Linked DNA regions of Homo sapiens: region 2 is linked to region 1. A link is a contact called in ENCODE Hi-C or POLR2A ChIA-PET data. All regions are on one chromosome and are shown on one strand. The core of a region is the stretch at or near the end of the contact, and the rest is flanking DNA. Distances in the headings are between cores, read along the strand shown. Region 1 holds the start of RBMS1 (RNA binding motif single stranded interacting protein 1). Region 2 has its middle 10 kb from the start of ITGB6.

Region 1 (6,193 bases), core at 1,347-3,846:
ATATTTCTCCTGGTGCACATATAAAATAATTTATTTAAGGTACGTACCTGTTACTGTGTTGTAGGAAACATGCAAATGAAATTCAGGAATGCCAAATTGTTTTCTAAAGTGGTGGTTAGACCAATTTATACTTCCTCCAGGAAGCAGTGTTTTCAGATTTCCCCCCTTCCACATTTTTACCTACTCTTAATATTTTTAGAGTTCTTAATTTTTGCAAATCCGGTGAATATGAAATGGTATAGTAGTATTATTTTAATTTGCATTTCTCTTATTACTAATGAACTTGAGCATCTTTTTATATGTTTTCTGAATATTTGTGCTTCTGTGAAATACACATTCATTCTTTTGTTCATATTCTAACAAGTTCTCTTTTTTTATTGATTATTTATACATTCTGTATACTAACCTTTTGTGTTATATGTATTACAGGTATTTAGTGGCTTTTATCGCTTTTTATAAAATCCTTCAATGAACCAGTGTTCTTAATGTTAACAGTCAAATCTGTCAATCTTACACTGTTGTTCCCCTTATTTAACCAATCTTTCCTATTTCAGGGTCAAAAAGGTATTCTTCTATATTGTCTTCTAACAGCTTTATACTTTTGTTTTTCACATCCAGGTCATGATTCACCTCAATTTTCCACCCTCCTCCCTTGGTATGTGTGAGGCAGGGCTCCCATTTCATTTTTTCCATATGATTGCCAGTTGACCCAGAATCATTTATTGAAAAGTTCATTCTTTCTCCACTGCGCTATAATACCAACTCAGTCATAAATCAAGTGTCTATACAAGTGTAGGTCTGCTTTTGGGCTCTCTAAAACAGGCTGAATTTCCATCATCCAGAAAAAACAGTAAGTAGAACAGTCTAAGTTTGGTAGTTTCCCTTATTACCTCAAACCTAGAACTTCTGCGATTGTTCTCGATTTACTTCTCTTCCTTCTGTCACTCTTCCAAACCATCATTCCTAGTCTTCCTAAAGCACAATTTAGTTCATGTCAGTTCCCTGTTTAAAAACATTAAAAGGCCCCACATTGAAACAATATGGGAAATATTTTAGGCTCCCCTAGTCTGACAGTGACCCATTCCACTTTTCAGGTCTGCATGCACCTCAACAGTGCCTACAATATAGCAGACATAGTAAATATTAGCTTCCTTATAGGCTTTTACATAGGTAAATGAGAGGGACATGATTTGCCTCCTGGCAGAGCCAAAATGTTCTCACCTATACTTATATTTATTTTGTTTTTGTCAAACATGTAAGATCTAGAAATTTGTCTAAACCATAGAACGATTATAAGGGTTTCAGGTCCTTATTTTGTCATTGTTTTAAAGTATCTTACTAAACCTATTTTAAAATGTTATCATATAAAAATAATAACTGTTTAACAAAATAATGCATTCCAGTTGAGTTTAATTTACCTTGTGCTATTAACAAAAGACTCTTCAAAAACCAAAATGACAAAGTAAACAAGGTCTATTTAATAACAAACACAGTTTTTTATTACATTTTATTAGATGTGCCGGAACCCTAATTTGAGGATGCTTGCTTACCTATGCTATCCGTATGTACATTTTGGTATTAGCTCTCTTTTTGAGCTGGAATATAAAAGTCTTCTGCAGGCAGCTTCGGGGACCAATTAATTCCATTAAATTATATCTAGTTATGTAGTGAACTGAACCACTGCTGGTCTGAGGCTGTCTAGAGCTGTGACAATTAGGAGATGGAGAGAGGCAGAAAGAGAGATTGATTTTATATGTCACTGAAGCACACTGCAACAATATGCCAGCGTGACTTTCAAAATGGCCTTAAAATATTCCAAACTCAGGGAGTTTCCTTGCTCCTGAGTGGGAGTTGACAGACTGTCTGGCAGCATTAGAAAGAGGCAGAGAAAAGCTGATGTCTATATTGTGTCCTCTAATAACATTCTGCCTCTTTGCGGCATCCCCCTCTTAGAAGGATCCGTCTATATGTTGTGAGGGGTGTGTGTGTGTGTGTGTGTGTGTGTGTATGTATGTATGTGCTTTGCCTCCCCTTGTGCAAGGGGCATGATTTCACGTCTCACATCTGGGAAAACCAAACCGAAGGACGCTAACCCTCCCAAGGTCACCTAGATTAGTCTTGTGGCCCCGGGTCGGGGGTGGGTGGGAGGAACAGAACCCAGGTGTCCAGACTCCAGCTTTGTTGGGCATTAAATCATTTTCCTTCCCTTGTGAAAAAAAATTACTGGGCGGTGGGAAGTGAACGATTAATCAGATTTCCTCTTTTCCCTTATTTCCCCTCCCCCTTACGAAGATAAAAACTCGGGAAAGCAAAAGAGGTGCCCGCCCTGCAGTTCTTAAGCTGGGTCCCCCCGCATTCCCCCTCCACCCCCACTCCCACTCCCATTTCCCCACCCCCGACACAAAGCGATCTGGACTCACAGGGCTTCCGCCCGTCCAACCGCGAGCCTGGGAGGTGAGGAGTGGTTAAAACTCAGCCCTCACCTCCAGCGGGTCCCGGGCTCGGCGGCGCCCAGGCCCCGCCCCCGCCCGCCCTTCCCCCACGGCCTCGGAACGCCAGCCCCTCTCCTCTCTCCACATCGGGCGCACCCACCCCAGATGCCGCCTGGCACCAAGCGCAGCCGCCGCTGCCGCACTTTCCACTTGTATTGATCACCTCTCAGCCCCGCGCAGCCGGCTCGCCCGAGCGGACCGCGGCCAGCGCGCCAGCCCTTGGCAGCCCCGGAGCAGTCGGGCTCCGGGAGGAAACTCCTTGGGAGCGCCCTGTCCGGGGTGCCCTCTGCGCTCTGCAGTGTCTTTCTTTCTGCCTGGGAGGAGGAGGAGGAGGAGGAAGAGGAGGAGGAGGAGGAGGAGGAGGAGGAAGAGGAGGAGGAGGAGGAGGACGTCTGGTCCCGGCTGGGAGGTGGAGCAGCGGCAGCAGCAGCAGCCGCCGCCGCCGCCGCCGCTGCCGCCGCCGCCGGAAAGGGAGAGGCAGGAGAGCCCGAGACTTGGAAACCCCAAAGTGTCCGCGACCCTGCACGGCAGGCTCCCTTCCAGCTTCATGGGCAAAGTGTGGAAACAGCAGATGTACCCTCAGTACGCCACCTACTATTACCCCCAGTATCTGCAAGCCAAGGTAAAGGGGCGCCGGGGAGAGGTGACGGCCGGAGGAGGGGGCCCGGGGACGCGCGCAGGGTCAGGCCTGGGGAGGGGGGCGCGCGGCGAACCCCCGCCACCGCCGGGCGGAGTTGCTGGAAGGTTGCTAACTATAGCGCTGGCCTGGGCAGAGCCGGGCGGCGCGCGGGGCGGCGGCTTCCCTGGGAGCGGAGTGCGGGGATCGGGTTACAGAAAGCCGCGGGGGGAGAGACTAGACAGGAAAGAGCCACCAGCCCCTTCCTGGCCCGGCCAGCGGGGAGGGTCGTGGGGTCGAGCGGCGCCCCTCGCCGAGCCCTGGCTGGCCGGCGGCCGTCGCCTGGTGTGCGCGTCTGGATCCGCTGGTGGCCCGGCTTTTCGACCCCTTCTCCAAGGGCCTCGCCCTGTAAGCTGTAACTCTTCGCTCCCCTCGCCGTGGCGCGGAGCCTCCCGCCCCCCAGGGACGCCCCTCCACCTCCCGCGCACGCGATGACTGGGGCTGGAGGGGCGGCGGGGCCGGGATATTTTCCTCCCCGCCTCCGGCCCTGAGCGCCCGCCCCTCGCCTCTGATCTTTGTGCGGTGTGGCACTTCACCTGGTTACTGATTTCTACTTTTACGCTGGTGTTTTGGGTAGAAAAGTGGCCAAAGTTCACTCGCGTTCATTGATGTCCCTTCTAATCTCTAGAGGTTTTGCAAAGGAGGGACAATGGGCAGATTTCAGTGCAGAGAAAGAAGTGACTTCGTATTTGGTTAAAAAAGAAACAAAAACAAAACTAGCTTATATGTTTGCCACAGATCGATTTCCAATGTTGCTTTTTAAAAAGTGACCTCGGCACACTCTTGGGTAACAACAGTTGATGACATGTAGCCATACAAATTGCGCCTGGCTTTCTAGGGACCCTGGGTACTTTGTTAGTGGGCCTATCTTATTTTTACAATAAGAATTTGATGCCTCCCGAACTCATTTAAAAAAATTATTTGGGCCATGAAGACTGGAAATTTCACTGCTTTGGAAGCAGCCGCCAGAATTTGGGAGGGTGGAAGTTGGACGCAGCAGCCTTCTTCAGCCATTAACATCTATCACAACTCTGGGTGCCCTTCTAGATCACAAAAGAATCAGGTATGGATGCAGTGTCCGAACTTTCTTTGGGAGGTTGTAATCATGCTCTGCTTGCTGGTAGTTGGGCATTTCCGGCCTGGTACAAAGAATCTCTGATTCAGCCTTTTCTTTCTTAGAATGTGTGTGGTCCACGTTTTCATGTACTTACGACATAGCCCTGTATTTGTCTACGTAAAAAGGACACTTGTCAGTTTCGAGACCAGAAATGTCCTAGCAATCCCGGGCCTCATTTTCACTTCCCCCAATTCCCACTTTACTTTGGGTCACCAGAAAGCAGCAAGATGGTAGCAGCAAGGATACCCCTTATTCATCTCTGTGTAGTTCTCACAGTATTTGTTTTAGGAACTTGCAGGAGATGCTAGTTTTCTGTGAGCTACATGGTAGCTGTTCAAAGAAATTTTGTGGCATAATCAATGCACTACCTTTTAGATATCTTATATATTTAATGCACTTGTTTAAATTATGCAGCATTGGGTGCCTAAAGGACAGCTTATTCAACACTTAACAATATGAATAATAAATACACCCACTCAGGTGAGGAAGAAAAAAAGCCATGTTTCTACAGGCACATTTACCTTAGTAATTTTTATATACCATTAGTAAGTTAGAAACCAAGTCCATACCATTTAATGTAGCTAATGCAATGCCATTTGGCTTTTTTGCCCTGTAAATAATTGAAGAGAGAGACAAACGGCAAGAGCCTGCTCTAGTAATTAGGGTCGGATCCCAGAAAGCTTTACGGCCCATTTTCTGAAAGTGTGCTTCCTGCATAAAGCATTTAATATTGATTTGTGTTGCGGTAAATGACATTCTCAAAACATTTTGCTAATTCTACAATTAAATCTGAAATCCTATTATTCGGAATTCCTTTGTTTCTGGAGAAAGGTATACATACTCACTTGACCTATATAACATGGTATTAAAGTTTGGTAATTAAGTCTAAATTCCCTGTTGTACAAGTATCTTGATTATCTCAGAAGGGGACATCTTCTAAAAATGGCACGTGACTAGATGCAAATTTTAGGTAAGCAGAGTTCGGAACAGGCAGCCCTTTTTTTTTTCTCTCCCTTATGTATCTGTTGGTAGCATGGTAGTAATGTTGAATCATTTAAAAAAAAAAAGACTTTGATTTGTAGTTAGTTTAAAAACAAGTGTTGCCTAATCTACCTAAAGAGTTAATAAACTCTCTTAGGATCTGCTGTCTGTCATGATTCTTGCCTCTGTGTGTGCTTTAACCTTCCGAAAATATGGGATAGAAAACATCACTCTGTTTAAAGTACAGTGATGTGTTTGCTAGGCAGAGTCATTTTGAAACTTCTGTTTGGAAGCTATATCAAAAACTGAAGAATGGCATGGTCATCTAAAAAGTGATAGCTAATTTGTACTCAAGAGATAGATGTGATTTTCTCAAATCTAATTCTTTTAATCAGAAGGAACAGATAATACCAGGTAAAATGGAACTTAACAGTTTGTTTTGTTACCATACTTTTAAAAGTTATATATGCCAAACCATTCTTCTTGTTTTAGTGATCCAGTCTATTTTGGTAAACTTATTTTGTAATTTTCCCCATAAAAACATACTAGTTACTTCCACATTTTATTAATAAAAAAATACCATCCGTTGGGCTATATTGGAGCAAATGACCATATTGGTATGCTTTGTACTTTGACAGAAAGAAAAAAAATCATTAGAAAAAGTAATATGTCTCCATGAAATGTAAAATAAACTTGAGTGTACTATGGAAGAGCAGGACATGAGTGGAAATGAATGAGATTGTATAATATTCATAATACCTTGGTGTAGAGTTACATAAATTTCAAGTAACCTGATTTCACATGCTGTTGGTTTTTTGTTTTTTTTTTTTATTTCTCAGTGAGGATGGTCTTATCACAGCAGGTTCTTTTTATCAGCTGACACATTCATTCTGAAATGTAGCTTGATGTAGCTTTATAAACATAACC
Region 2 (6,193 bases), core at 1,478-3,977, 280 kb after region 1:
TCAGTCATTCAAGTTGAATAACACTATTAAGGTAACGATAGTTTAGTATTAAGGTTAACCACCTGCCTACCATCAGACTGCCTGGATTTGAGGCCAACTTTTCCGCTTAGTGCCTATGAGACTGCGACCAAGTTATTTAACCTGAGTCATTTTCTTTTTCTTCTGTAAAATGGGGAGAATTCAAGAGGAGCCTTGAGCAGAAAAAAAGACATTTGGTAAAAACTAAGGAAGTCTGAAAAAAAGTATGGACTTTAGATAATAATAATGTATTAATATTTGTTTATTAATTGTAACAAATGGGCTAGGTGCGGTGACTCTCACCTGTAATCCCAGCACTCTGGGAGGCCAAGGCAGGCAGATCACCTGAGGTCAGAAGTTCGAGACCAGCCTTGCCAATATGGTGAAACCCCGCCCCTACTAAAAATACAAAAATTAGCCAGGTGTGGTGGCACATGCCTGTAATCCCAGCTACTCGGGAGGCTGAGGCAGGAGAATCACTTGAATCCAGGAGGCAGAGGTTGCAGTGAGCCAAGACGGCACTCCAGCCTGGGCGACAGAGTGAGACTCTGTCTCAAAAAAAAATTGTAACAAATGTACCATACTCACATAAGATATTAATAATAGGGACGGCTGGCTATGGGATATATAGAAATTGTACTAATCTAAAACTCTTCTAAAATATTAAATTACATATTATTATTTAAATGGGGAAAATATCAGTACCTCACCTCACATTGTGATAAAGATTTATAACAGTGTTTGGCATATTATAAGAGACATTGTTCGCTATTATTGTTTTAGGGCTGTTATCAGGAACAAGGAATTCGTACTTGCAATGTTCCATGAAACAGGCTAAATCATTTTTTTAAGTGAGATGATGTGACATATTTAGAGTAAGGTTGTCTGAAAATGTTATTATAACTGTAATTTTGACTCATTCCAAAGCTAAGTAAAGCCAATGTAGTAACTAAACTTTGTTTCATGCCTCAGTGTTTCTTGGTTTTTAGATCTTTTCAAACTGTGACTCTGACTACTACTGTAATTGCATGTAGCTCATGCAAACAAGATCTACCTTGTTTATCTGAGAAAAATGGAAAAAAAGAGAAAGACTCACAAATTGCAAATATATCTCCTTTTTGTTTCCTATCTGCTACTGGATTCCATTTTTAAAACACCTACATCATATTTTACTTTTTCCTTAGAAAACCAAGCAGAATGAATTGCAGTGACTCTTATATACTATTTTGACCCCAGGAGGTGGACAAATGACCATATATATACATATACATTCATTCAGATTACTGCAACAATGAAAGAAGCACACTCTTGATAAAACTGGTCATTTTAAGAATGACGGTGTCAACAGAAGAGAGCCAAACTCATTCAGATTGCTCCCACCTTGCCTGATGCCTGCATCATAAGAAAGCAGCAGAAAATCCAAGTTTGGAAAAAATGCTGCACACTTTCTCACCTGAAGAGATGCTTCCTACCTTAGGAAGAGAATGCTGTTTCCTTAACGGAGCTACTCTTCTGGACCTTCTGCAAGTAAGATGGGTAGATGGACAGACAGGCAGATGACAGCTTGAGGACAGGCTATTGTACCAAAAAGAAAGAGACCAAGGGCAGATGCAAGCAGCAACTGGGATCCTCTGCCCAGAAGATACAGGAAAACAATAGATAGCCGTATTCGAAATTCATTTCGCAAAGAAAACCAGTCTACGTCATTCAGTAATAAAACTGTAGTATCTGGGCTATAGTCACTAGGTTAACTATACTAGGTTATAAGGCTGGGTCTGAGTCCAGAAATTTATAATGAGCCATCACTATTGCAAGTGTTTTATCTGAACTATTATCAAAATGGACCTCCTCTCTGGGCTTTCCTGGGAAAATGAATCGTCTCCTGGAAAACCCATCTTGAAAGATCTTTGAATTGCAGAATGCACAAAAAAGGCAGCAGTAAACACATGAATTCACACCCGCCTTTTCCTAAGAAATCTGACTACAATATTATCATAGGATAATGAAAATAGTTTTTTGTTTAATTGTTAAACAAAAGTAAACAATTTTCTTCCCTGTGGGGCTTCTTGAAGTGTTTAATAGGTTATAATGCACATTGTGAGTTTCTGATGGAAGATTTAATAGTCTATATTAAATAAACTGCAGGAGCATTTCATTATCAGGGCAAGGATTAACAGCTCACTTCAGATCACATTTTAGGAAGCTGTGCTCCTCCTCCAGCAACATTCATAAAAATAAATCCTTCTGTTGGTTAACGTTTAAATCCTGTCTTCCTAATCTTTGGTTGCCTAATAGGGCCTAAACAATTTCAAGACCAATCTATACCATGCCACAAATGTCCAATAATCAATCCACCAAGGTCTGGACTGAGACCAGGGCTGACAACTGCCTTTTCCATGCTGCTGAGCCTTACTCTATTGGTGTCCAAGATAACTTAATTTCATCAACGCATAGGGAATGTTTGCCCCTCCCCCAATATTTGCAACTAACAGCAATTGTCTTTTATCAAAAAACTTTCCTATTTGTGTTTTGATTGAAACTTTAAAACATCGAACTCCTTGATATAAAGAAAATGATTCATTTCCTTCCTTTAATAAATGTTGAAACTACTGTGAGCCTCTCGCTTCATCATGCCTCGGTTGTTACACCCTCAACCGCTAGGGGGTGCCAGGAAAGGGCCCTGGGCTCAGGAGCAGCAAAGTTCCAGCCAGAGTAGTCAGGACGCAACAGAGATTGCAGCCCAGGCAGGTGGTTTTCATACTTCCCCAAACAAGCCTCACACCTGACTGCTCACCGGAGCCGCTTTTTGTCTGGAAGTAATTATGCCCAACAATATATAGATTCGTTACGTCTGTTGTGGTGTAAAAATCTGACACACCGTCTTTAATTAGAGGCCAGCTGAATTTGCTTTAAAGGCTTTTCTTCTTTCTCCACTTCCAAGTCTTGAGACATCACCAGGTTAATGCCATTTTGATTAGCTTGTTAGAATAATTTATTGTTTAGCCTTTTTAACGATTAGGGTGTTCACCTCATACCCAATCCTTTACTCTATTTGATTCCCTGAAAACTTACTGACAGGATTCACTGAGTATGCATCTGAAACAATCAGAAAATTCCATAAAATGGCAGTTAAAAGTAATAAATCCTCCACGGACCCACCCAAGGATGTGCCTCAAACATGATCACTGGCTGAGGCAAGAGGATCACTTGAGATCTAGAGTTTTAGGCCAGCCTGGGCAACAAAGTAAGACCTCCATCTTTATAAAAAATTTTTTTAATTAGTTTGGCATGGTGGCATGTGCCCAGCTACTTAGGAGACTGAGGTGGGAGGATCGCTTGAGCCCCAAAGTTTAAGGCTGTAGTGAGGCTAGGATTATGCCACTGCACTCTAGCCCAGTGATAGAGTGAGGCCTTGTCTAAAAAAACAACAATAAAAAGATAATAATTACTGGCCACCATTTCTCCCAGCTTTTTAAAGGATTAGAACTTTCCCTATTGTTGCAGCTGAATAAATTGCATCTTTAAGGTCAAAAGAAGTTTGAAGTCCTTCCACTTTCCAAGGAGTTTTTAAAAGAAAATATACCCATCTCTTCTGCCTTCTTAAGAGGAGTATTTTTTTATTCTGTTAGGGGAGACTTTTGTTACTGAAACTAACCCCAATTAGTCTATCAGCACAGCTAGAGAGAACTAGAGGACCACAGGGATTTTCCAGGTTTTCTTTTGCAACCAAAAAGTCATGGGGAATTCCAGAACAGAAGATGCTGGCTAATCAGACCTCCACTGGACTGAAGGAATGTTAACACAGCATACAAACAGTCTCCATACAGCACTGGCCTGCATAGTTCAGACCTTTCTGGTTCTACCATGGAATGCTTTTTGCAGAGTTATGACTCCTCATGACCCTCCAAGTTGTTAGAGCAGATTAGAGCTCCCGATGACTCTGCTGATGAGCAGATGGTATTCTCTCTCTGAAACAGCTGGAGAACCCTGGTGGTGATGGTGGGGTTATTGATTCAGGGCCTCAATAACTGCTAGAGTCATCGTTGATCCCTTGATTTCTCTCCCTCCCTATGAGGAATCTGTTTGTAAATCATGTCTATCTTGGAAATATATCCAGAATCCAAACACTTCTCACTTCCTCCTTTACTCCCACCATAGACCAAGCTGTCATAATCTCTGCTGAAACAGCCTGCAATAAGGCCCCCCAGCTTCCATCCTTATCGTCTTATAGTCTGTGCATACTTGCCACCTTATAAGCTACATCATGTCCAACCAAAACTCCATAAAAGCTTCCCTTCTCACTCAGAATACAAATCTGGAGCCCTGACCATCGCCCCCCCGAACCCACCCCTCCTTCATGAGCTGCCCTCTTCCCTTTGCCTGTCTGGCTCATCTCCTCTGGACTCCTTGAGTTCACCTACTCACTCTGCTTCAGCCTCGCTCGCCACCTTGCTTGTCCACAAACCATCCCGTACCAGGACCTTGCACTTGCTCTTCCCACAGGCAGGACTGCTTGTCCTCCAGAGAGCCCTGCGATGCCCTCCCTCCTTTCCCCAAGGCTATGCCTAAACACCACCTGAGCAGAGAGGCTTTGCTGGCCACCCCACCTTGGCCACTCTCTGACCCCTTGCCATCCTTTATTTTTCTCAGCATTTGTTACCATCTGACATCTTTATTTGTTCGTGTGTTTCTTGTCTGTCTCTCCCACTGGAATGTAAGCTCCATGAGGCAGAGACCCTGTCGGTTTTAATCAACACTGTGCTCTCAGAACAGTGCCTGGTCCATTGTGGGGTCTCCACAGGCGGCTGCTGAAGCAATAAATGAGTAAATGAAAAAAGAAGGCTCAGCAGCTCTGCAAGCTGTGAATGAGTGAACCACTCGGCAATCAGTGTTTGTTCATGTGACGTCTTGCTATTTGTTTCACAGATAGGAAAAAGGGGCCTAACGAGTCTAGTTCTCAGAGTCAATTCAGAATAAATTCACATCCAATGGTATTTTTCTGGAAAATCTCGTCTTTGGATTTATTCCACAAACTAAAAGACAGAAAGAGTTCAATTCTTTTAGACTTCAATATAATTTCTGAACCCTGACTGCATGGGCCTCTGGAGCAGGCCTAACTCACAGGACAGGCTCCCTGTAGCTGGCAGTGTGACTGCCAGGCTCCAGAGTAGGGTGGGGTGTGGGTGGTAACTGTGAAGTGCCGGGGCTGCCTGTGGCTCAGAGGCCGGAGTTCATCCTGAGTCATCTCCCGACCACAGGAAATGCCCACAGTCGTGCTCTCCTGGACTCAATGCCAGGCCCTGGCTCCTGACCAGCAGGCTCAGCTTCCCCTGAAGGGCCAGGCAACATGTTTTGTTTCATTTTGTTTTTAAGTGATTTGTACTGACTTTAAAGCAGAGAAAGATGGTACAATCCAGGACCACATCTTTGTCTCATTTTTGGCAGCCAATGATCTACAGGATAAGCAACAAACAAACCCAAAAGGAAATCACTAGACACAGAGCTAGAGCTGGAACCAGAGCCCTGAGATAGACAGGCGAACATATTTTTCAAGTTCCTCGTGGAATTTCACTTCTTGTTGGCATCTTTTTGATGATTCTTTGTACATCTCTTATCTACCAGGAGGCGGTTTGCAGGGTGATTCTGAACTCAGGTGGGAGGGTAGCGATCTGTCTCCAGGGCCCTGTTTTCTGAGCAGTGAGGGAAAGTTGTGTAACTTTTCCATGCCTCAGTTTCCTTATCTGGTAAATGAAAATAGAATAGTCCCCATTTTATTGGGGCCTTGTGAGAACAAAATAGGGCTACCCTAATACAATATTGAATGATGCCGGGCACTTGGTAAGTTCTCACTAAAATGAGCAACAATAAACATGCATCCCAAGTGAAACCAAAGGAGGGTTTACAGGAAACTGAGAGAGCTTCAACCTAGGCTCCAGTGTGCACAGGTGCCTGGGAGTATCTGGGAGCTGCGGGTGGCTCCAGGTGGGATGGAAGCCAGATTACCATCGGGAAGCGTTTTTTAGAAAGCATTTCTGGTGAAGTGCCTGAGGTGATGTTAAGAAACAAAGAGACTGGAATTTTCAAGCTTTCAGTAATCTGTTGTCATGGGTTTTCCCCCCTGATTTGAAATAAATATACACTTTCACACATGATTTATTTCCAGTTTTGCATTTCT

What was found. Hi-C counts contacts between places; a loop is a spot of excess contacts on that map. ChIA-PET counts read pairs that join two places held with the same protein, here RNA polymerase II (POLR2A). Pooled maps may share reads with other maps.
Region 2: a pooled map shows a loop between it and region 1 (2.7-fold over the local background). The contact joins the enhancer-like site here to the promoter of RBMS1 in region 1. A Hi-C loop is called at or near these places in 1 of 168 maps with a recorded cell type or tissue (posterior vena cava) and 14 of 50 pooled maps. POLR2A ChIA-PET finds 5 or more read pairs at or near these places in 1 of 52 experiments (PC-9).

What each region holds. Positions count from the first base shown.
Region 1 is chr2:160,490,210-160,496,402 of GRCh38, reverse strand. It overlaps RBMS1 (RNA binding motif single stranded interacting protein 1), which reads left to right and starts at 2,596. Exons shown (of 14, transcript NM_016836.4): 1 at 2,596-3,114. The coding sequence starts at 3,040. RefSeq lists a silencer at 2,169-2,348 and an enhancer at 2,535-3,055.
Region 2 is chr2:160,207,334-160,213,526 of GRCh38, reverse strand. No RefSeq gene overlaps it. Among named protein-coding and RNA genes, the nearest start is that of ITGB6, 10 kb to the right of the region's middle. RefSeq lists enhancers at 2,959-3,008, 3,659-3,728, 3,869-3,958. Within about 2 kb of position 2,727, at least 7 of the 41 ENCODE cell types and tissues checked have a DNase peak (open chromatin) inside an H3K27ac peak, as active enhancers do; they include PC-9, where a contact is called at or near this core.